2 separate regions of the Homo sapiens genome follow, and region 1 is linked to region 2. A link is a loop called in an ENCODE intact Hi-C map of the cell type or tissue named here. Cell type or tissue: heart left ventricle. All regions are shown on one strand. Each heading gives the region's core, and the rest is flanking DNA. Links, peaks and the distances in the headings are about the cores only. Region 1 has its middle 180 kb from the start of SH3BP4. Region 2 overlaps AGAP1 (ArfGAP with GTPase domain, ankyrin repeat and PH domain 1).

Region 1 (12,252 bases), core at 2,654-10,653, 540 kb after region 2:
TAGAAAGCTTATATATTCCAGGCTTAGCTGATATATTAATCAAGGCTCTCCAGAGAAACCAAACCTGTGGAACATGTTAGCCATACACACACACACACACACACACACACACACACACACACATATATATATACACATGCACACATACATACACACACATATGTATGTATGCATACATAACATAAAAAGAGTTATTTCAAGGAATGGGCTGATGTAATTGTGGGGTTAGCAAGTCCAAAATCTGTAGGGCAGCTGGCAGGCTGGAAACTCTCAGCCAAGAGCTGACACTGACATGTGGAGGCAGAATTTCTTCCTCCTCAAGGAAACCTCAGTTTTGTACGTAAGGTCTTTCAACTGATTGGGTGGGGCCCACCCACAAGGCTTAGGATCCTCTCCTTTGATTAAAGTCAATGATTGTAGACATTAGCCGTTTGTACAAAACACCTTCACAGCAACCCCCAGGTTGGCATCTGAATTAATAGCTGGGCACTAGAGCCTAGCCACATGGACACGTAAAACTAACCATCACAGCTGGGCATCGCATTTACGAGTTTAGATGAATGTAAGCACTGACTGTTGATCTCACTGAAGTTACTATATCACCTAATCGGGAGGTGGAGGGCAGGACACAGCTCAGGTGCGTTGTGGAGTCAAAGGAGTAAAACAGAGCCATGTCCTCAGGCACTGTGGCTGCATCGCTAGATAAGGACCAGGATTGCTACATCCAGCGCTGCGGTGTGATCTCAGACTTGCAGGTAGATACCAAGAGAATCTGCAGCTGTTGGTGAAGGCAGCTGGCCCCGGGAAATAGGAAATGGCGGTGAAGAGGATCACCATTGTCTAGAATGAACTTTGCAGAACAATTCCCCCTTTCAATCTCTGGGCATGTGAAATGTTGAGAATAGAACAACTAAATGAAAAAAATAATAATAAAATTTAAAAAAAAAACCCTATAAAGGGTGACTTAGGCTCTTCGTCCAGTTCCTCCTGATCCTAGTGTTAATTAATTCCCCCGAATTTCGCTGCTCAGAGTAATTTCCAGGCCTGGAGACCTCTCAAAGTCCCCTGTGTGTAAGATGTCAGCAGGCTCTGCCCATTCCAGCATCCCCAGGCCTCTCTACCCACTCCGGGCAATGGGCAATGTCCTGGGTAACTCCTAATTGTGAAGAGGAGAAGGCTGAGCTTTTTGGCCAGATGCAAAGGCCTCTTAGGATGGAAGGAGAGGATCCTCTGTCATCTTGCTTTGCTCTGTGAAGTTGGATTGGGGTCTTCAGGGAGAGCTGGGAAGGGGACGCGGGGTTGGCGCATGGGGAGAGAAGGGGAGGTCTGGAACCATGGGAGCTACTTGGGGAGGGGTGGACACTGGTGTGTAAGCTGCTGAGAGGCCTGAGCCACATATGGAGTTGGAGACCAGGGGTCTGTGGTGCTGGGCTGAGTTCCTGCAGCCCCATTCAGCATCAGTGTGGGAGATGTGATGCGAGCTGCTGGGCGTCCAAAGACAGGGAGGATGTGGGGCCAGGAATCTCTGCAGTCGAGCAAAGGGTGAGGAGCTGGGCTGGCAGGACGGGGAGCAGGAACAGGGCTGGGGCCAACGCTGGGACCGAGCAGCATGGGCAGAGGGAGGCAGAAGGGTAGGGCCTATGGCATGAGGCTCCCACTCTGTGCTTCAGTGTGAGCTGCCCATGGGTGTTGGATGGTGGCTGGCAGCATGGGGCTCAAAGGGGAGGAATCTGGAATGTGCATTAAGCCAGGAGCAGGCTGATCTCTCGCACCCCGTCTGCAACCCCAGGCAGGAGCTCTGGCAGAACAAAATCCTCTAATAGAGAGAGTGGAGCAGGTGCTGGAGGTGTTTAGGAGCTTCAGTCCTGGCGAGGCGGGCAGGATCACGTGGCACATTGGTTTGTCACATTAGAAAAGAGTGGGTTCAGGGGGGTCGACGGAGACTGTGTTACCAGGAGGGATCTGAGACAGCCTTCAGAAGGGAGCTGAGAGGAAGATAGGGGGTTAGAGTTGGGAGCAGCGGGGAGGAAGACGAGATAAGACAAGGTTGGCTTATCTGCCGATAGGCCTGGCCTCATATAGTCAGGCTCAGGACTAGAAGCTGACAGCACATTAGCAGAGAACCTGGGTCTCGGTGCCCTCACATACAGATACCTCCCCCAACCCAGGCCTGTGCACACAGATACTTCCCCCAACCCTGGCCTCCACATACAGGTGCCTCCCCCAACTCAGGTCTCCGCATACAGATGCCTCCCCGAACTCCAGGTCTGGGCATCGGTTTTCTTTCCAACCCCGTGTGTACTTTTGCTTGTCAGACAACATGACCAGGAAGCACAGTGGGTTCATCTTTGAACAGAAACTGCAACAACCAACCAACCAAACTGCCTTGAGGTGATGTTCCCAGTCTGTAGATGAGGTACCTGGTAAAATCTGCTTGTCTCTTCGAGTCATTTTGGGTTTTGATTGTATTCATTCTATTTTAAGTTTGTAAACAACCTCAAATCATTTTTAAAGACCTACACACACTCTAAGTAAAAATTATTAATGAATTCACCACCATCTTTTAGTTTGATGAATAAGTACAGCCAAGTCCCAAATGATAAATTAGGCTAATAACCAGCAATTATTGGTTTCATATTGAATTTCTTTGGGACTTAAGCCAAACATAAACTGGAACAAATTGTTCTAATTTAGAAGACAGAGAAATGAACAGGTCAAATCTAATATTTTAAAAGTATTTTTCAAAAATGGCAGGAGAGTCCAGCGATAGGCAGAATAACCACACCCACCCCCCAAATGTTCACATCCTAATCCCTGACATCTAATCTCTGAACATCTGACTTTACATTTTGCATTTTGCAGATGTAATTCAGCTAAGGATCTTGAGAAGAGGAGGTGACCCTGGAATAGGTGAGCGAGCCCAACGTTATCACAGGGTTTTATTTATTTATTTGTTTATTTATTTATTTGAGACAGAGTCTTGCTCTGTCACCCAGGCTGGAGTGCAGTGGCCTGACCCTGGCTCACTGCACCCTCTGCTTCCCTGGTTAAAGCAATTCTCCTGCCTCAGCCTCCCGAGTAGCTGGGACTACAGGCGTGCGTCCCCACACCCAACTAATTTTTTATATTTTAGTAGAAACGAGGTTTCACCACATTGGCCAGGATGGTCTCGATCTCCTGACCTCGTGATCCACCCTCCTTGACCTCCCAAAGTGCTGGGATTATAGGTGTGAGCCACCGCGCCAGGCCCATCACGGGGTTTTTATAAGAGAGAGGCAGGTCAGAGTCAGAGAGGGCAATGCGAGGACACACTTTGAAATGGAGAAAGGGACCATGAGCCAAAGAATGCAGGTGCCTTCTAGATGCCAGAAGATGCAAGAACGAATTGTCCCTGGAGCCCTGGGAAGGAACGCAGCTCTGCCGACACTTTGATTCTAGCCTGTAAGACCCGTGTCAGGCTTCTGACTTCAGCATGAGATAAGTTTCCACTGTTGTAAGCCATTAGGTTTTTGGTAGTTTGTGACAGCAGCAATGAGCAGCAGATGCAAGTCCAACCCTTAGTATAAAATATTATCCTGGAAAGTCAAAAGAATCTCTGAACCGACCGTGGACTCACACTTCATGTAGATCAAGTTTCCTCTCCGTCCCTGCCACTGGGGACTCTGCAGACTGCCAGCGGATGAGAAAATTCCATTGCCCGGGCGCTGGTCAGTCACAGTGACGAGTCGGTGGCTTAGATGAGAGATCCTCCCACCCAGCTCACCCACTATGCTGTGACTTCGGAAGGACCCAGAGCCCCTGGTGACACCAATCACAGTTAAGGCCCTAGGGATGTAGCTGTTTCTGGGGTCTGGGCTCCCTGCTCCTGGGGCCTCCTCATCCCTGCCCATTGCTGATGGGTCTCAGCTACTGGTGCTGGACTTTTCCCCCCAAATCCAGCTCGGCACTGTACCATATTCACAAGTTCCGGGGATTAGGATGCGGATGTCTTTGCAGGTGGGGGCTATTATTCTGTTTACCATAGGACTCTAGGGCCATTTTTGAAAAATAATAACTTTGATTCGAAAGCTCCATCTTAAGTGTTTATTTCTATCTCCCAAATTAGAACAATGTAATCCAGTTTATAGTTAATTTCAGTCCCCCAAAAATTCAATATGCCATGAATGATTACTTGTATTTAGGCTGATTTTCATGTACGATTTCAGGGTGTTGGAAAGACCATGGAGGTGTGGATGAGAGCTAGGCTTCTGGTAGCTGTGGATACCTGGCCTGGGGAGACAGAGAGGGGTGAATAGTTCAGTTTAGTCACATGAGGCCTTTCAGCAACTGCAGAAAGCTCACAAGCTAGCCATCCTGAAGCCTGTTCTGATGACCTGTCACAGGAATGACTGGGTTGATTTCAGGAGCCATGGCAACCACTTTGGGGCCAATGGCCTGTGGTATTATCCCTGGAAGGTTCAGAGATTTTCAGACCCCAATATTTAGGAAAAAAAACAGGCCTCCTTGAGGCAGGATACTAAGAAGGAACCCTTCTTCATAACCAGATCCTGCAGGCAGGGCTCATGTTGTTGACTTATTTATTTGTTTCTACAAAGCAGGCAGCCAGATTCTCAAGGCAGTGGGTGGGTTTGCCCGGGTGCAGATGACAGTGGGGGTGTTGGCATTGTCTGAAGTATGTTGAACAAGAAAAATAAAAACAACTAAAATCCAACTGCTTTTTATTATCATCATATGCCAGCAATCCTAAACAATGTCAATAATAAAAAATACTCCCACGTGAAAAAGAATCTTGTTTTCTATTTGTTTATTTATTTATTTTTGGTCTCAGTCAAAAACAACTGCTGTAGTCACTGTTTTAATGATATATATGTAAGCTTCAGCAGAGCACCTTTGTTACTACTCACTTTACTAAACATTGTATTCTGCATGGAAGGTAATTCAGAGAACTCCCTGTTATGTGGATGGGGTTTGATAAGGCTGTGGGGTGCAGTTTGGATCTCCCACTCCAGTCTATGCATAACCCCTCTAACAGGGGATTTGCAACCAGTTGTGGCAGCATGGAGAAGCAAAGACCAAGAACCAGAATGCTGGTGGCTCATGCCTGTAATTCCAGCACTTTGGGAGGCCAAGACAGGAGGATTGCTTGAGACCAGGAGTACATGACCAGCCAGGAGTTCATGACCAGCCTCAGCAATATATTGAGACCCCAATCTCTACCAAAAAAATTTCTAAAAATTGACCAGGTGTGGTGGCATGCGTCTGTAATCCTAGTTATTCAGGAGGCTGAAGGGGAAGACTCACTTGAGTCCAGGAGTTTGAGGCTGCACTGAGCTAAGATCATGCCACTGCACTTCAGCCTGAGCGACAGAGCAAGACCCTGTGTTTAAAAACAAAAGCAGCAACAACAACAGACCCCCTCTTTCACGTTGTGTGCCCAGCTGAAGTTTTAACTTTTGTTTACAATTTAGAGCGGTGAGACAGTGACACTTTGGAGGTGTAATATTTTTATTTGGTTTACTTCATATGTCAACTATTGGTGGAATTTAAATAATATCTTGAAAATGAAGTGTATTCTGTAGTCATTGTCAATTGTTTTAAAACAAAAGTAAATCGAGCAAATAAAATTTACAAAAATGAAATGATTTAGTAGTTGCCTAAACCGTATCTTCTGTAGATGATTCAGTTTGATTAACATCTACTTATTGGTTACTGGACAATTATTTGCACAAAATATTACACCAAACTGTTACCAAGGCGTCAAAGTTGAAACCAAGATGTAGATTTTTAGACTCTTGGGAAAAAAACCAGGCCTTATTTCCTTTTTTGTATTATGATGTTTGCTTTATTTTTATTCATTTGTTTTTTTAATTATATTTATGAAATTCAATAAAAGAAAAATTTTCACTGGTAATGTTTCCTTTCTGGCCATCACTATTATTTGTTTCATTTTATAATCACCATAGCAAGTAATCCTATCTTATATAGAGAGAGGTGTTGAAACATAAGCTGCTCGGGGGGTCAAACATGCTGGGCACACCAGGTGACTGCCATCTTCTTCCGTCCCCGGGAACTTCATTTCTCCTACTGGAACGTGGCGTGGGAACCACTCACTACGTGTGGGGTTAGAGTCCTTTCGCCCCCTGGTGGTTGCGTGAACATTGGTTGCAGGGATGAACAGCTCTGGGCCTCCATCCCGCACATCGTCCATACCCTCAAGCAGCAACGCAGATGGACTCGAGGTGCGGTGTTCGCCTACTGCCTTGTGGAGTCCGACGCTGTGTCTCCCTCCACGATCCGGTTTTGGGGCTCAGATGCTGCAGAGTTGCTCCAATTATTTTTATATAGAGAGGGATAGATTACCCTCAGAAAGAAAGGGGACAAAGACCCTGCCTCCCTTTACCTCAGGCTCAGAAATATGAAACTATGCCTGAGGGGTTGGGGTATCTCTAATGTGATGAATTGAAAGGAAGGACCCTGGAATCCTGAGAGGAAATCCACCTCAAGAAATGGGGGAGACTGGAACCATGAGCACTGAAGGTTCACACCACCGTCTAAAGGCTGGCTCCGGGTCAGCTGAGTGGTGATAAGGGACACCATTTGGATGCAGCAACCCTGGTACCATTTGTGTCTGGTGAAAGAGGCCTCCCCGAGTGTAAACTGAAAGAATATCTTCAAGAGTGAATTGGAGGAGGGCTGTCCAAGGGTGAATTGGAAAAGGTTTATCCAAGAGTGAATTGGAAGAGGCTCCCCATGAATGAATTGGAAGGGGCTTGTCCAAGGATTGAAAGAGCTCACCCAGGTGTGAATTGGAAGGGTGTGTGTCCAAGGGTGAATTGGAATGGGCTTGTCCAAGGGTGAATTGGAAGAGGCTCACCCAAGTGTGAACTGGAAAGATGCTTGTCCAAGTGTGAACTGGAAAGGACTTGTCCAAGGGTGAATTGAAAGAGGCTCACTCAAGTGTGAATTGGAAGGAGGCTTCTCCAGGAGTGGATTGGAATGACCTTGTCCAAGGGTGAATTGGAAGGAGCTTGTCCAAGTGTGAATTGAAAGAGGCTCATCCAAGTGTTAATTGAAAGGAGGCTTGTCCGAGGGTGAACTGGAAGGGGCCTGTCCAAGGGTGAATTGGAAGGGGCCTGTCTGAGGGTGAACTGGAAGGGGCCTGTCCGAGGGTGAACTGGAAGGGGCCTGTCCGAGGGTGAACTGGAAGGGGCTTGTCCAAGGGTGAATTGGAAGAGGCTCACCCAAGTGTGAATTGGAAGGGGCTTGTCCAGGGGTGAATTGGAAGGGGCTTATCCAAGGGTGAGTTGTAAGATGTTACACTTGGGGTCCAGGCAGCTTTTCTGTGGGATACTCCTGATTCCATATCCTCCTTCTCTTGAGGAATCATCATAGTCTAGATACAAAGGGGATGGTCTATTCTACCAGTGAAGGGAACAGGCACCTATCAGACAGCTCAGATGCTGGACTGATTCGTGAACGTGTACAAGCACCTCTAGGCTTATTTAGGAATGCCTGAGCAAAAAAGTATTCAGAAAAAGTTTGGATCCATTTCAGAAGAGCCGGTGGGGGCCTTTGAGTCTGGGCATAAATGTCAATATGGCCTCATTTGTATTCCAGCAGCAAAGCCTGCAGCAAAGAACAAGTCACAAATTACAAAGTCAACCCCCTAAAGCAATAAGATCCCAGTAACATTATGCACCACAGGGCTAAGCGGCTTATAGGAACTAATCAATTCAGTCATTTGCAATCTACTTCTAGAGAAATTGTTATGTGTCCAGGCACTGGCTATTTAAGCAAGAAACATGCTTGCTTTTTTCAAAAGAGCTGCAATCTTTTTTGCTCTATAGGTATATACTGCATCCAGAAAAATGTCAGCAGAAAGTCATCTTTAATGGCAGTTTTTTTGAGAGCTCAGAAACAAAGGAGGTACAAGAGGGAAAAGAGACCAAAAAGAGGTATACAAGCATCAGGGAAGGAACACGCTAAAAAAATCAATCAAAGCAAGCCAGGAAAAGCAGTTGCAGACCACAGGGACATTAGTGAGAGAGAGCTGCTGCTGAAAGGAGCTCCCAAACCACAGCTTGGGCTTGACTCTGAGCTCCCCACACTGCTAGGACAGTGCTGGAGGCATAGCTGCACTCCTGGAGCCCCAGGAAGCCCAGTCTGTATCATCATCATTTCCCACCAATAGTCTCTGCCCTCCCTCTAGGACCCTTCTGGCTCCCCACAGCTCCCGCTGTGATCTCAGTTTCTTATCCTTCCCTCCCTCCCCCACCTAAAAAGGAAACCTGCTCAGGCCAACCGCTTCCTCCTGTTAAGCCCCATTTCCTAGCAGTTAGGGCCACCCTGCTTCCTGACACTTCCTGCTCATTCCTACACATCTCTGAGCTTTCCATGGATTCATGATGTGCAGAAGGACAGAGCTGGTTAGGGGGAAGGACAGAGGCTGCCCTTGGCAGGCCAGCTGAGGACACCATGATTGCAGCTCTGGCAAAGCCATCGTTGGGGGAGAGGAAGTCTTCCAACTATTTGTCAAGCAACTATTTGTCAAACTATTTGTCAAGCATGGTTTGAATTTAAGCCACAGTGAAATTCTAATTCTAATGACAATTAATAAAAGTAATTAGCAAAGCTAGTATTCAGTAATCGCCATGAACAGTAATGAGTAAAATGAACTGAGCATCATTTCAAATATGACAAATAACTAGTAATGTTTATTACTGGCATCATCTATAAAAAGATTCTCATTTTGCTCACTTAAAATGGCCTTTCATTGAGTTAAGACTCAGAAGGAACAAAATCAAATAGATCATGTCTTTGTGTGTGTGTGTGTGTGTGTGTGTGACCAGGACTCCCTCTGTCACCCTGGCTGGAGTGCAGTGGTGCCATCACAGCTCACTGCAGCCTTGACCTCCCAGGCTCATTTGATCCTCCTGCCTCAGCCTCCTGAGTAGCTGGGACTAAACGTGCACACCACCATACCTGGCTAATGTTTGAATTTTTTTGTATAGACAAGGTTTTACCATGATGCCTAGGCTGGTCTCATACCCCTGGGCTCAAGTGATCCACCTGCCTTGGCCTCCCAAAGTTCTGAGATTACAGGTGTGAGCCACCGTGCCCAGAAACCACGTCTCTTTAAAGTCAAAGGTACTCAGTGGCCCGAGGCCCATGACTTCTTGAGCACCAGTGATGGCCCTTGGAATGATGTTGCCACACTCTGGCATCTCCGCCTTCCAGAAACTTCCAATGAACTGGGCTCTCTCCACAGAAATTACAGTCTGGGAAAATAAAAGAGATAGAAGGGAAGAAAATAGTTCTTGTGGACTCTAGGGGAAAGGAAGGAGGCTATAAAATCTCTCAGTGTTTTGTTTTAGATTTCCTGGAGGACAGGAAGCTGCTTTGAGCAATTCACAATTTTAATAAAGAAAGCTGTTACTAAGTCTTCTTTTTATGCCTGGGAAAATAGCTTTATCCAATAACCAATGAGCAACAAAAACATATCAACTTCCACTCTAAGAAGAGCATTGAACTGTGAATTAATAGTCCCATCTGAGCCCTTGTTAAGTAACATGCGTATTTTGTTCTTTTTCCCCCCTGCGCCCTCCATAGGAAGAGAAGAAATAACAGGCATATTTGAAGCAGTTAGTAAACTCCAACTGGCTTTAGAACTTTTATTTTATTTTTTTAAATTTATTATTATTATTTTTGAGACAGACTCTTGTTCTGTCATGCAGGCTGGAGTTCAGTGGTGCGATCTCTGCTCACTGCATCCTCTGCCTCTCGGATTCAAGTGATTTTCGTGCCTCAGCCTCCCAAGTAGCTGGGATTACAGGCATGCGTCACCCTGCCTGGCTAATTTTTGTATTTTTAGTAGAGATGGGATTTCACCATGTTGGCCAGGCTTGTCTCGAACTCCTGACCTCAGGTGATCCACCCACCTCAGCTTCCCAAAGTGCTGGGATACAGGCATGAGCCACTGCACCCAGCCTGGCTTTAGAACTTTCAAAATACCAGTCTTGATGCCACATTAGAAAATGCAACTGCCTTCACATATTCTTCATTTTTAATGACATTATTACCAGATACATATCATTTCAGACACTGTGATACAATTTGTATCTGTAAACCTCATTAAGAGGTGGCATTTTCCAGTAAAAAGAACACCAGCGTCATCCTATTCCCTGCAATCTTTAGCTATGCGACTGGGGCAGATTCTTTTGTCCAAAGACGGCCCCAGCAAAATCTCATTCCACAGGCTCTTCTGTGTTGTGATGTTGACATACCCCGTCAACAGGAGGGCTTAAGTCCCCTTCCCTTGAATCCAGGCTGGTCTTAGTGACTGCTTGGCCAGTAGAACGTGGTGGAAAGGATGCTCTGGAAGTTGGGAGAACAGTTCAGAAGACTCATAGCTTTTGCCCATGGCTCTCGGAAGGCTCACTCTTGGTAGTATCCTCTTAAGAACCGAGCCTCCATGCCAAGAGGGAACCTCGTGCAAGCACTCTGCTCCGGGGCCCAAGCCGAGCTCCCAGGACACAGCCAGCATCAACTGCCAGTGTCACCAGGAAACAGTTCTTTCCCTACTTTGTATTGGTTACAAAGAAAGAACACCCAATTGTAAAAAAAGGCAAGCAGAGTTTATTCAGTGGCCAGGAAAGGAGAAGGAGAGCTCCTTCTGCCCAGGCTGTAGGAAGCTGGGGAAATTTAAGGCATTCGATGTGGGGCAGGGAGGTAGGCAAACACGTGCAGGGAGGAACTCCATCGCGCAGGCGCAGGTCATAAACACGCGCCTTCATATGTCACGCAAACAGAAAATGGCAGTGATTTCCTTTTAGGGTTGGGGATCCTAGCCTCATCATCATATATTAATGATCTAAAGGTAATAAGGGGTTGTCGGTTCTGATTTGCACCGGCTTCTTGCAGGCCTTTTCTTCCTCTGGTATTTGGCAAAAGACTACGAAGTTCCTGCAGTGTTCTAGGCCAGCTGGAGATCTTTAAGCAGGAGCACCTATAGATAAAGAGACTAGAAAAAGACTGGATATGAAAATAATGAGCTTTTTCAGCTCTTTCTCTAGGGCTGCCCTGGTAACACTAGACTCGTGAGTGCACCATCTTGAAGGCCAGCCCAGTGGGCCTTCAGGTGGCCCAGCCCCAGCCAACAAGTGGCTGCAGCTTCATGAGAGACCCAAGTGGGTGCAGCTGAGCCCAGTCAATCCACAGAACCCTGAGAAGTAATAATCAATTGTTGTTTTAAGCCACTAAGTTTTGAGGTGGTTTGCTATGGGGTAAGAGATAACTAAAACACGGCTTGAGGACCTTGGTCTGGTTCCTCAACTTTTCAGATTTTATTTTTGCATCTGTTAAAGAGAGAGAGAGAGAGAATGATTTTCAGGACTGACCTATACTAGAGGCTTTGGTGACTATCAAATAAAAGTACTTTAAAGATCTATTAAGTGCTGTGCATTGTTACTGCTTTTATCTATCAGTTCTTCCTTCTAATTCTATTGGTATTTCTTTTTTTCTTCTATTTTAAAAATTGCCCCTCTGGCAGGGCTCATGCCTGTAATTCCAGCACTTTGGGAGGCCAAGGTGGGAGGATCACTTGAGCTTGGGAGTTTGAGACCAGCCTGGGCAACCTGAAGAAACCCCGCCTCTACAAAAAATACAAAAATTAGCTAGGTACGGTGGTGTGAGCACCTGTAGTTCCAGCTACCCAGGAGGCTGAGGTGGGAGGATCATTTAAGCCCAGGAGCCAGAGGTTGCAGTGAGCTGAGATGGCACCATTGTGCTCCAGCTTAGGCGATAGGAGTAAAACTCTGTCTCAAAAAAAAAAAAATAAAATAAAATAAATAAACAAATAAATAAATAAATAATTACCCCTCCGATCACAAGAATAATACAAATTTACCATAAAAATGTGTCAAATAGACAAAAGCTACAAGAAGATATTATAACTATTTACAATTCTTTCATAGAGCTAGAAGTATGGTAGCATTTTGGAATACATCCCATCAATCTTTTCTATAGATGGACTGATATTCACACATATGCAGTAGATGCCCTCTTAGCTGAACAGCGAGAATGATTACTTGGTTGGTTAATCAAAAAACCGATAGTAGAGAATCATAAAAAATACATAAATACATTAAATGTTTTATTTGAATTTAAAACCTGTAATAAATTAAAACAGACAGTATCTTAATGCAACGCTTTGACTCTGCCTGGAATTCTGAGTCATTTTTCTTACGTAAACCG
Region 2 (12,252 bases), core at 2,334-10,333:
TCAACTAGGAAAATGAACACAATAAAAGATGGTAAGAAAACAAAGGGCCAATAGCCATCTCTGAATTAAAACTAGCTAAATGTAATTAAAGGAGCAGCTACGTTCATGTCTTCACAGGAGAAGAGAGAACTAGCAAACGTGAATGCAAGTATCAACGATGGGAAACACAGTTCTAGGGCTATCACCAACAAGGAACAATCAACACCACAGCGGATTCTAATTTGGGCTGAATAAAACCTAAACCAAAACAATCAAGGGCAGATGGTACTTCTTTCAAAATAATGAAAAGACAATAATCTCCTCCCTTTTTGCTAATCCGTTGACCTTAATACCAATTCTGTTCTTAATCACCTGGCGACATGAGTGCAGCTGTATGCACTTTATCTCATCATGAGACTACCCTCAATAACTATAACTTTTTTTCATTATTTCACTCATTGTGACATCATTTTAAGTTAATATAATTGTTTCAAATCATTACAGGAAAACAAATTGACAATAGCCTAAAGGAGAATTCCTATCAGAAACAAAAACCATATACCGAAAATATTTTTCAAAAACAAAAACACCAAAGCTCATTGTAGAAAGAGTAACATCCTGTTTTATGTTTAGTGTTGGCATTAGTCATAAGGATCTGGGGAACAGGAATAAATTCTTAACAATTAACTATAGAAATCCCAAACACCTTGCTGGTGGAGTCACTCTTCTCTACCTGGTAAACTCCTACAGATCCTACAAGATCCAGCTCATTTGCCCCTCTGTGAGGCCTTCATTAACTCCTTCCCATTAACTCAAGAACATTCAATTCACTCCCTCTTCTAGTTCTCTCATTAGTTCCACCCATAAACATTTACTAAAATCTATGTGTCAAGCACAGTGTCTACAACTCTGCAGTACACAGAGGAATGATACGTGCTTCATGCCCAGGAAGGACTCACTAGTTAGAAGTGGCAGGCATGTATGCAAGGTTATTGTTACACAGTGGACTAGTGCTCTAATGGAGATATGCTATGCAGAGAAATAGTCATATCATCCCTCAAGTACCCCATGAGGCTGTGATTCATTCAATCTTTTCCATCTCCTCCAGTATGCTACTGACCTCTGAAGACAGGAACTGTGCTCTAGTTAGCTCCAGCTTCCACTGCCTAGTGAATGCAGAACACACCATAAACATGCAATATATGTTTGTTAATGCATTAAAAAGACAAAAACTACTAGTGCTTTATAATTGGGTCTTACAGCTCCAAACAAAAGGTATTTGTTAACTGTATAACCCAATAATTTGCTACAATGTGCCTGTCAACACTGGAGGACCTCTGGAGCAGATGTACTTTTGAACATTCCCCCTGGTGGCAGGATATTCCAGCCCAAGTCTCTTTGATGACTTATCAAAGAGAAAGATGTTAACAGGTGACCTATGCTGAAACTTGGGCTCCAACCTAAGGAAATAAACAGCAGGACACAGCCCACAGCGGTGACTTAGAAGGTTCCCTGGCTGACGTTCAGCACAGCTCTTCCTTGTACCCCAAGTACAACTGCTCTGTCTCCAGGAGAATCATTTTAGCCCTAAACAAAAATAATGAGGAGTTTCCTAAATTGCTATCTGGAGTAATTTACAAAAAGCAAGCAAACTCTAGGAATGTTCAATTGTAACAACAAAACACTGTAGATAATCAATTCTAATAACAAAAGACTAATCAGTTCAAAATGTTTCAAATGAGAAACACTGAATTACATAGTTTCCTTACTAGTGTCCTTTTCAGGCCAGGCGCGGTCGCTCAGGCTTGTAATCCCAGCACCTTGGGAGGCTGAGGCGGGTGTATCACGAGGTCAGGAGATTGAGACCACAGTGAAACCCCGTCTCTACTAAAAATACAAATAAATTAGCCGGGCGTGGTGGCGGGCACCTGTAGTCCCAGCTATTCGGAGAGGCTGAGGCAGGAGCATGGCATGAACCCGGGAGGCAGAGGTTGCAGTGAGCTGAGATCGCGCCACTGCACTCCAGCCTGGGCGACAGAGCGAGACTCTGTCTCAAAAAAAAAAAAAAAAACCAACCAACCAACCAACCAACCAACAAAAAGTGTCCTTTTCAGTAACAAATCAAATTTAAAAATCAAACTTTATCAAATTGTTTCAGTAATTTTATTTCATTTAATTGCTGTGTCCTCACGTTCTCCACTGAAGGCTGTTTGTTTTAAATGGTTTAAAAAATAAAAATATAAATGGTTTAAAAAATAAAAATAATAAAATAATAAAATAAAAAAACCACAGGTGTGGTGGCTCATGCCTGTAATCCCAGACCGAGGGGGGTGGATCAAGAGGTCAAGAGATGGAGACCATCCTGGCCAACATGGTGAAACCCTCTCTCTACTAAAAACACAAAAATTAGCTGGGTGCGGTGGCATGCGCCTCTAGTCCCAGCTACTGGGGAGGCTGAGGGAGGAGAATTGCTTGAACCTGGGAGGGGGAGGTTGCAGTGAGCTGAGATCGCTCACTGCACTCCAGCCTGGCAACAGAGTGAGACTCCATCAAAAAAAAAAAAAAAAAGTCTATCACCCTACAGTAATTGACTGATACAAATCAAGGGAATCAGAAATTAAAGAACAAAGCCACTCATAAAATGTGCTGTCAAAAATCAGTTGTAAATTACTAATTTTAAAAGCTAACCTCAGTAAGAGGTATCAATGAATCACTTTATTACTGTAATCAATCCTCCCAGACAGCAAGAGAACACTCTAAAGACACCGAATGTTCTGGATGGGCATAGCCAGTGTGGGCTTCACTCACAGCACAGCTGGTTCCAGGGCCGGCCCAGACGGCATCCACTGGGATGCAGAGAGCATGCGCTGCAAGGGGACCCCCTACAATGTCATTTATCATTTATTATTTGATCTTTCCTTGTATTAAATTATACTTGAGTCAACGGACTCTGCCCTAACACATGTGTATCAGTTAACACGAAACTGCCCTTGATCTGACACAGGGTCTTTCTGGAATGTCTGCTGGCTTGCTGCTATCAGTTGCAAGCCTTACACAGAGGGAGCAGCCCTGAACTCACCGAGGCAACTGTTCTGCATTAGAGGGAAGAACTAGGAAGAGCCTAAATAGACAAGTTCCAACAAGGACCAGACAGTACAAGAGAATCATCCTACAAAAGGTAGGTGCTCCAATCCTTTCATCCTTAATGCCTTCAGTTCAGAATACAGGCAAACCAAAGGTACACGTATGTAGGAGCCTGTGTGTGCTTTAAAATAAGACTCCAGCCATCTTGCTTCCCTGTGCTAATGGAAATACCTTGCCTAAGCAATTAACTCTAAGCCAAATAGACTAATGCAATAATTACTTAGTCTTTAGATTTCTGTAGCCAATTCAAAAATTTACTAGCTCTTTTAAAGAATATGAAAAGATTCTAACGGAAGAAAAACCTGTACCAGCTGAGGTCACTTCTAATTTCCTTTATATTTTCAAGGACTCCAAATTTTAAAACATTATGGCCAAAATGTACAGAAAGCCAGTGGTGCTTCTCATGATGCTTATCACGTTGCAGGTCTACGATAGTTTAGCTGTCAATCTGAAATCCAAAAAGGTCTGAGAATGGAACTTCTTTTCATAAATGGCTGGCAAATTACTTTGGTGGCAAAACCAGACTCTAACTGGCACGAGGCTATTTTTAATCACTATTTATTTCACTGAGTATGGATATTTCAGGCTTTGCTGCAAAATACTAGTGTGTTACTAAAGGGCGCCACCCGATCTCACAAGCAGCGTTCTATATAACACACACCATTTTACCTTCCTCAGATCCAAAATTTCCGAGTCCTACAAACCCACCTGTCCCCAGTGGTTTGGGGACTTGCATCCTATGGACATTTACAGGGAAACTGAGCTTGGGCTCTACTGTATCTGACTGTTACCTTAGAGATTCTCACCTAAATTCAAAATCTTAAACAGCACCTAAATTCTGAATAATTTATGTCACAGGAAGCAAATATGTAAAGACTGGAAAAATGTAATAAAATGAGAAGTTGTGACACCTATGGGGGCTACACCTTTTACCTGTAACAGACACTGGCATCACCAAAATCCTAAGAATATTGACATGTCAGACATTTTAGCCAAAGGCAAAGAATTTATCCAGGTGAAAGATGTAGCTTTTTTGAGCATGTGATTACTTAGAACTTCAGAAAAAAGTGAGGCCCTAGAGTTCTGACCATATGGCTATAATGTAGTTCATTAAATTTCCGTTTTTCTATACAACCCACAATGCTGGTAATATCATGTCTCAGACCAAAGTAATTCCGCCCAGAGAAGGACTGACCACAAGGAACAAACTGAGCATTACTATAAACATTCCAACACACTTCACACCCTTACTACTCCAAATCTACTATCAATCCATTTGACCAGAGAGGAACTATCCAAACTCCAAATGCTTTTAACTTGTATCAAGAGGGACCACAATGAAATGCATTCTCTCTAAATCATGTCTGTGCGTTTTTCTTTCTCTCTCTGATACAAACTTGTCTGGAACCGAGGCAGCTAATTACTGTTTTCTTCCAAGTCCACAGAGCAAAGATGCAAGCCTGCTATTAGAGAACTGAGACCTTCAGGTCTTAACTTCCTCTGAAAGCCAATGATGACAGGAGCAACTTCGTGCAAACCAATTCTTTTAACAAAATAACACGCATCATGTTCTCATATTTTAAGAGAATACATGAAGGGATGGGATAATGGTTGGAGTTAAATACAGTGCCTTCTAAAGTAAGTGCTCCAAGGGAGGTTAAAACTAGATGTGCCATGACAAGCTAAACATAAGTGTGGCAACAGTGTAGCCTCACTAGTGAAACAGGTCAGATTTTAACATTACCGCACATGCCACTGCTTGGTTTCAACCATCCTCTAGCACATTCTGAGGATCATTAGGAGCATATTAGAACATGACCATTTTATCTTCACTTTACCTTAAAAATATTTCCATAAGGACAGTCATTTATTTGCATGAGTTGGTTTTAACATAAACCCTAGGGGCAGTCAGCTGACCTGTTAAGTCCACTTGGGATGAATACCCTCTCCAGAGGTGGGTTACACAGCAGTCTGAACTGCAAATCAAAAGCCCACTCTCCAACTACCTTTATCTGTACCAGCCAAGTTAAAGAATTCAGATAAGAGGATGAATAATATTTTTTTTTTTGGTGGTAAAAATGCATGGCCTCTTGTCTGTGGCCACAATATCTTCAGGCATACAACCCCCTCCCAGGAGAATAAGGTGTAGCAATCTAGCACCACTTCCACCCCCAGAATCCCCCTCAGGGTGATGCGCAGTTGATGGAGTCTGTGTTTTGAGGTTTCTGGAGGCTCTGACCCCGAAATGCTACCAAAAGGTTAACTGATTCCTGCAGAGAATAACATATCTGGCTGGAGATCCCTCCATGCAAAGTCCCTGTCTGAGGACTTAAGGGAACACAGACCTGAGGTTTCAGAACAGGCTGCAGGGCTGCGGTTTTCCTGCCCTTTTGCTAGCCTACATTATGAGGAAACAGAATCCAGTCCCAGACTCGCTCTCCTCATTAAGATGCCACCTGGCAGGAAAGCTGTGGAGAGAGGGGCCTCCGTCCCACCCCAGGCCCCACCACTGTAGTGAGGTGTCCTTACAGCCAGCTCAATACCGAGGGCCACGGAGTCAGCTGAGTCCACATCACAACACTGACAGATGGTAGCACTAACAGGGAGACGACTCGAGGCAGGGAGGGGCGCCAGGATGAATGCCGGCTTCTCCCATCCAGGCAGCCGCACCTGTGCGGCGGCGACCGGCGAGCCTCGGCTCCCTGGGGCGGCCCCACAGGTGTCGCGGGCAGCCAGCTCAGGGCCCGCTCCCGCAGAAGACCCAGCGAGCACGCGAAGGAGGTCGGCGCCGGCTGGCAAGGCGACCTCTCCCGGGTCAAGCTCTCCTTGATGAAGGTGGTGGACTCCGAGGGGCACCAGCACGCACAGCCAGGCGCAGGGGCAGCCAGAAAACCCAGGACCGCTGCGCCCTGCTGGGGAAAACCGCAGTACCCGAGTTCGCATCCCTCGAGGCCACGTGCAGGCTCCCGACCCGGGAGGGCGGGTCCCATAGCCGCTGCGGAACCGGCAAGTCCCCACCACGCCCCTTCCCGTCCCGGGACCCCCGGCCACGCTGCCCACCTCTGCGCGGGGAGCCGTCGATGCTCTCGGCGCTGGACGAGTGCGCTTCGGCCGGGGCCCGCCGCAGGCTGAAGTAGCCGCGTGGCCGCGAGGCTCCGCTCCGTGGCGAGGGCCCGCCGCCCGGGCCCCCGTCCCTGCGCGCGAAGATGCCGCTGAAGAAGCGCAGCAGCCGGTGCTCCGAGGCCGCGCCGGCCCCGGCCGCCGCCCGCGCGCGCTCCAGCCGCTGCAGGTCGCTGTTGTCCAGCGTGCGGTTCTTGCTCTTACTGCGTTCCCAACGCTCCAGGTCCGAGAGCGCGTCGTTCTTGCTGAGCACCTCGCCCACGTCCAGGGTGTTGCGCTTCTCCGAGGCGGGCTGCGTGGCGGTCGCGGGCTCCAGGGTGGTCCCGGCCGCGGCCTCGTCGCACGGCGCCCAGGCCAGGCTCCCGGAGCTGCTGTGGCGCCTTCCGCCGCCCAGTGTCCGGCCTTGCGGCGCCTCAGGCCCGCTCCAGTGCCTGAAGCTCAGGCTCCGCCGCAGGGGCGCGGCCCGGGCCCCCTCCACGTCGGGGCTGCCGGACGCGGGCGAGCCGCGTCCCTCCTCCTCGGCCGGGGCGCTGCCGGCCAGGTCCGCGGGTTCCAGGCCGCGTGCGCACGGCCGGAGCCGCCCCAGTTCCAGCTGCCCGGTGCTGCGGGTGCGGAAGGTGCGGAAATCCCAAGCGCGCGGCCGGGGACCCTCCGGTTCCTCGGCGCCCTCCGCCTCCTCGGCCTCCTCCTCAAGCCTCCCGGGCGCGTCCGGGGAGCGCGCGGGCCGGGGCCGCCGAACCGGGCGTGGGTCCGGGCCGCCGGAGCCCGGCGCGGCCAGCTGCTCCTTCCTGACCATGGTCACGGAGATGCGGTAGACAGTCTTTCTGGGGGGCGTCCCGCGCGGCATCGCGTCCGCGGGTGGCGACGCGGGCTCGCCACTGCCGTCCAACAAGTACATGTCGCCCGCGCGCTGGGGCCCCGCCGCATCCAGCGAGCCCGCGGGCCGGGAGGGCGCCGGGCCAAGCGGGGAGGGCAGGCGGGCCGGGAGTGTGGCCCACGCCCCCCGCTGACCGCGAGGGCCGCACTCAGGCTGCGGGGACGGCGCCCCTGGCACCCGCCGGCCCGTGCGCCGCGCCGCCCGAGTGCCGGGGTCCGGGCCCGGGGCGCCGAGCCATGGGCCGGCGGGGCCAAGCGAGGCGGCCGGTCAGGCGCTAGAGCGCTCTCGCCGGCAGGTGCGGCCGCGGTGCGCAGGGCCCAGGGCAGGCGGCGGCGCCCGCGGCTTCATTGTCTACGACGCGGGGCCCGTGCGCATCCTCCCGCTCCGGCTGCACAGCTCGGCGGTTCCGCAGCCTCCGCCACTCCCTGGGCTCCGGGACGCGCGGACAGCTGCACCGGCTGCGGCCGAAGGGTGGCGGGTGGCGGGCGGCGGGCGGCGGTTTAAAATGGAAACGCGCGCCGGGGCGGGGCGGGCGACGGGGGCCGACGTGCAAGGGACCGCGGGCCGCGCGCCCAGCCGGGCTGGCCGAGTCCCGGGAGCGCGGCGGCGGCGGCGGCGGCGAGCGCGGCGGCGTGCAGGCCCAAGCGCCGGGATGGATCGACGCAGCGCGGACCGGAGCCTCCGAGGGGCCCAGCCCAGCACCAGCCTGCACCCTAAAACCACGCCCACTCTGGGGCTTGGCCTGCAAGAACAAAACGAGGGGCATGTCTCACCTGCTGCGCGTTTAAATGAGGCATCTTTCCTAACCATGCAGCCTCGAAGATGCAACTCATGTGACTTGTTTAAAAAACAGTCTTTGGTACCTGTTACCGCCAACCTCACCTAGGAACAAGTGGGCTTCCAGGAAGACAAGAACAAAGAGATGTGACTGTGAGGGTGCTGTGTACACCAATGCCATCCCAATGAAGGGCCACAGTCTGTCTCCTAACATAATTCTGTCTTTATTGTTTTCATTTTCAATTATCAATAACCTCACCCCAGATAAACCTCCATGGCTACGATACTGCCTCTGTGCAAAACTTCTAAAATAATCTTGTAGGGTTATTTTACCAATGTGTGGGGAAGGATTCCTTACAGGTAAGCACTTGCTCCCCATGACAACAGACAGGAGAATACTGCGGTTAAGAGCAAGCAGACAGACGTGCCTGCCCGCAAGCCAGGCTTATTCACTGACAAACCACTTGCTTTTCCACCTGTAAAACAGGGGTGCCAATAAAAGCTCCTAAACTTTGAGCATTCCTGTGAAGATTAAATTGGTTAAAATCCTATGTGCCAGGCATTCTGTGTACATGCTAAATATTCACCATTAATAATGAAAACTGAACTTCTCTTCCATCAAATCCTCGATTTCCTACCTGGTGGGCTGATAGATACTGGTCTAGGATGTTATCGGAGGCCACAATATTTAGACATAGATGATCAACTTATCAGTTCCTCAAGCTGTCTTAAACACAGATGTATTGTTTCAGAGTTTCCTTGATGAAAAGTTTCAGAAGGAAAAATACAATGTCCCCTAATCACACCACATGCTTACACGACCTTCTCCAGGCCTAGAAATGCCACAGCTTGCTACAGGCTGTTTCTGGGCAAGGTGCTGGCGGCCAGGCCAGGTGGAAGCATTACTTTGGGATTTGCTATTTGCAGGCAGGGATTGTCAGGTGCCAGCTTTCCCTACTTTAATCTTATTGTGGGGGTACCTATTGTGTTCACGACACTGGAAGTGGCATAAAACTGAATTGGGCAAGCTCTCTTTTGAAGGAAGTTATAGAAGTTATAGCCTAGGAAATCTAGATTTTATGACAGCATTAAATTTAATATTCAGATTTAATGAAATAAGTCAGAGTGACTGCTAGGTGATTCACTTTATTTATCTTGAAAGGATACTTTAAAATACACCTGAGCACCCTCTGTGGCCTCGACCTTAACATGATTTTCACCATCACAGGGTCATACCTCAGCCTACCTGCTACTCAAACTCTAAGGGCTCTGGATGTGGTACCTCTGATTACATCCTCATTGTAAGGAGGGGTCTCCAAGACAGAATCATTTTACCTTTTGAGTTTCAATAAAGAAGACTTTTTTTTTTTTTTTTTTTTTTTTTGAGACAGAGGCTCACTCGCTCTTGCCCAGTCGGGAGCTCAATGGCACGATCTCGGCTCCTGCAACCTCCACCTCCTGGGTTCAAGTGATTCTCCTGTCTCAGCCTCCTGAGTAGCTGGGATTACAGGTGCGCGCCACCAGTCCCGGCTAATTTTTGTATTTTTAGTAGAGATGGGGTTTCACCATGTTGGTCATGCTGGTCTCGAACTCCTGACCTCATGATCTGCCCACCTCAGCCTCCCAGAGTGCTGGGATTACAGGCGTGAGCCACCACGCCAGGCTAAAGAAGCCCTCTTTGATAAGAACCAAGAACCCCCAACTTCTAGAGTAGCAGCCAGGCGGGATTCATCTGTCAGAATGGTTCAGAATGACAGCCTAGCGCCCATCTGGTTAGGGAGATGCAGAGGCTCGGAGACAGAGGGCACCTCCCCAGGGCTACACAGCTCCTCAGTAAGGGTGAAATCTGGGGTTTGGGGGTCACACTGCCTGTGCTCATTTTTTTTTTGTCTTAGTAAGCATCAGCATTCTGCTTTGTTGATAACAAAGACCAAAGTAAACATGTGAATATTACTGAACTCCACACAAATCAAATGTAAATGTTACCTTGACATTTCCAGGTAGCATTTTTAGCAAACTTTCACAGACTTACTCGGTTTTCTATTGGTTCATTTATTCATCGAATATATATTGAGTACCTACTGCAATGCTACACAGTGACAACGCAGGGGTTCTGTCCTCAAAGAATTGACCCAACTCCCGAAAAATGCTAAGGCTACGTGATTTTACCACAGAAAGACAGCGAGGGAGAGAAAAGCTTCGCGATAATCCCAGAGACAGCTACAGGGCCATCCCGCCTCTTTAATGATGAACACCACTAAAATATGGCAAAAGTCTAAAATTTTATCACTGCAGCTGTACAGACTTAAAGGTCACCCAGGTCTGTAAGCTGAGAAACAAACAGCAACGTGGAAAGATAGAGATCTCTGCTACTGTCAAGGGTGGGACCAGAACCCTGGGCTCCTAACTTAGCCAGGTGTGGGAGGGGGAGGTCAATTCTCACTGTTTGAGACCAGGGCAATGTTCACATACTGAGATGAACTTTAATATGAAAGTAGCTTGTCCATAATTAAGGTATGTAAATCTATCTGGCTTGTTATCTGAAGCATTCATAGAGCCCAAAGTAAAAAATAAGGTAGTATTCCTTCAGGGCTAAAACACTGGACTGTTTGTGTCTCCCAATTACTGTACCTTTGTTGAGAATCCATCCCAGGTTTTGCACTTTGCCATATGAGATGCGGGCTGCGGAGTAGAAGAATCCATTCCATCCACCTTAGATGACACTGACTCTTCCAGGGAACCTCTTCCAGCCATAGCCAGTGTGTTTGTGATCTTTCAGCATTTCCACCTCAGAAGGAAGCACTTATTTTCCACACCAGTCATAATGATGCCATGTCAAGTGCAACTGTGGGTGCTGAAAAACCTGGTCACAGAGAATTGCCTTTCCCCACTGCCTTAGAGAGATGGGCTCTCCCGATGCAAAGAAGACACATGCTCCCGACATGTCACTCCAAAATCTAAATCCCCTTCTACAAAGCCAGACCAGCCTTTTTTGAAGAGGAAAAAAAAATCACAATACTATATATGTTCAGGTGGCATTATGCTTTATTTTCCTGTGGCTTTTTAAACACTAGACTGCCATTTCTTGAATTTTTTCATGCCATGGAGCATATCACCATTTTTTTTTTTTTAAAGCATGTAGTTGATTTCACTGCTACCTCAAAACCAAACAGCAGCCGGGTAATGCCTCCGTGCTGCAGGGACTAATGCTGCGCGAGAGAGGAAGACTGCAGAGGAGAGTTCAGGAAAGGTGCCAGCCCTAGCTAACCCCCATTCATCACCCTCAGCAGCTGGCTTCGCTCCCTTAGTTCCAAGTTTATGAGATGCTTTGGCCACCGTCTCACGACTCCTCTGTCCCGGGTCATTTCTAGCTACCTATAAATCAAACATTCTCCTGGAGAATAGTATTTCCAAGTGTTGCTAGAGCTGATAAGCCTTATTTAAAGGAAACTTCTGGTAGCCAGTCAGCAGAGCCATCTGCTACACAGGCTGGCTTTCCAAATAACAGAACCTGACAGCCAGTAATCACGTTTGCAGTATCTTAGCAGAACCGCGTCTGCTGATGGTAGAAACTGGCCAACCACTGGTACTGCCCAGGCCTGAGCATGCCCACCCCGGGAGCCCACCAAGAGCCCCTCCGTGGGTACATCAAAGGCTATTTTCTGGTAGCCAGTTGACTGACAGATACATGTAAGAAGAAGCAATTACCAAGACAGTAACGTCTTATTAATACTTTTATATTTTTAGCATAAGACTCAAATTCTCATCTGAGAATGTCATGGTAGAATGGTTTCTAAGCTAAGATTTGCCATGATGCTCAGCTTCTAGGAACTGAAAATTCTGCACGCATCCCTTTGCCTGGGACACTCCAGCTGAACTCACTGGGGACCCTATTTCTCTCGTTTTAAAAGCTGAAGGTTAAACGTGGAACTGTAAAAGAGATGAGGACTTGACCCTTATCTGCTAGTGGAGGAAGGACAAGTATGGTCTGTCTGTAGGGCAGGAACATTGATCTGGCAGGAAAAAAGACCCCAGAAGGTCCTCTGAGCACCTGCATCCTTCCTGTGTTTTTCCTTAAGGACCAACGATAGCAATTCCTGCCAACAGAACACTGGCGATGTCTATTGTGTATGAACACACCACCACACAGACAGGCTAGAGTGCAGTGGCAAGATCATAGCTCACTACAGCCTTGAACTCCTGGGCTCAAGTGATCCTCCTGCCTCCTGAATAGCTGGGACCACAGGCACATGTCACCACCCCTGGCTAATTTTTAAATTTTTTTGTAGAGAGGAGGGTCTTGCCATGTTGCCCAGGCTGGTCTCGAACGCCTCACCTCAGATGATTCTCCCATC

What was found. A loop is a pair of places that touch in the nucleus more often than their neighbours do. Peaks named below come from ENCODE experiments on the same cell type or tissue, not always from the same donor. Only the 100,000 strongest peaks of a DNase experiment are listed, where the experiment ranks them.
Region 1: it touches region 2 in a loop (5-fold over the local background); 18 of 110 quality-filtered maps call a loop at or near these places.

What each region holds. Positions count from the first base shown.
Region 1 is chr2:235,130,044-235,142,295 of GRCh38, reverse strand. No RefSeq gene overlaps it. Among named protein-coding and RNA genes, the nearest start is that of SH3BP4, 180 kb to the right of the region's middle. RefSeq lists a silencer at 4,978-5,192. In heart left ventricle, for the core only: CTCF peaks have their summits at 5,942 and 6,142 (motif pointing left); a DNase peak (open chromatin) is centred at 6,145.
Region 2 is chr2:235,664,989-235,677,240 of GRCh38, reverse strand. The region is part of intron 1 of AGAP1 (ArfGAP with GTPase domain, ankyrin repeat and PH domain 1); the gene reads right to left. Among named protein-coding and RNA genes, the nearest start is that of TNRC17, 150 kb to the right of the region's middle. In heart left ventricle, for the core only: a CTCF peak has its summit at 6,412; DNase peaks (open chromatin) are centred at 6,450 and 7,680; H3K4me3 peaks cover 3,692 bases; H3K27ac peaks cover 704 bases.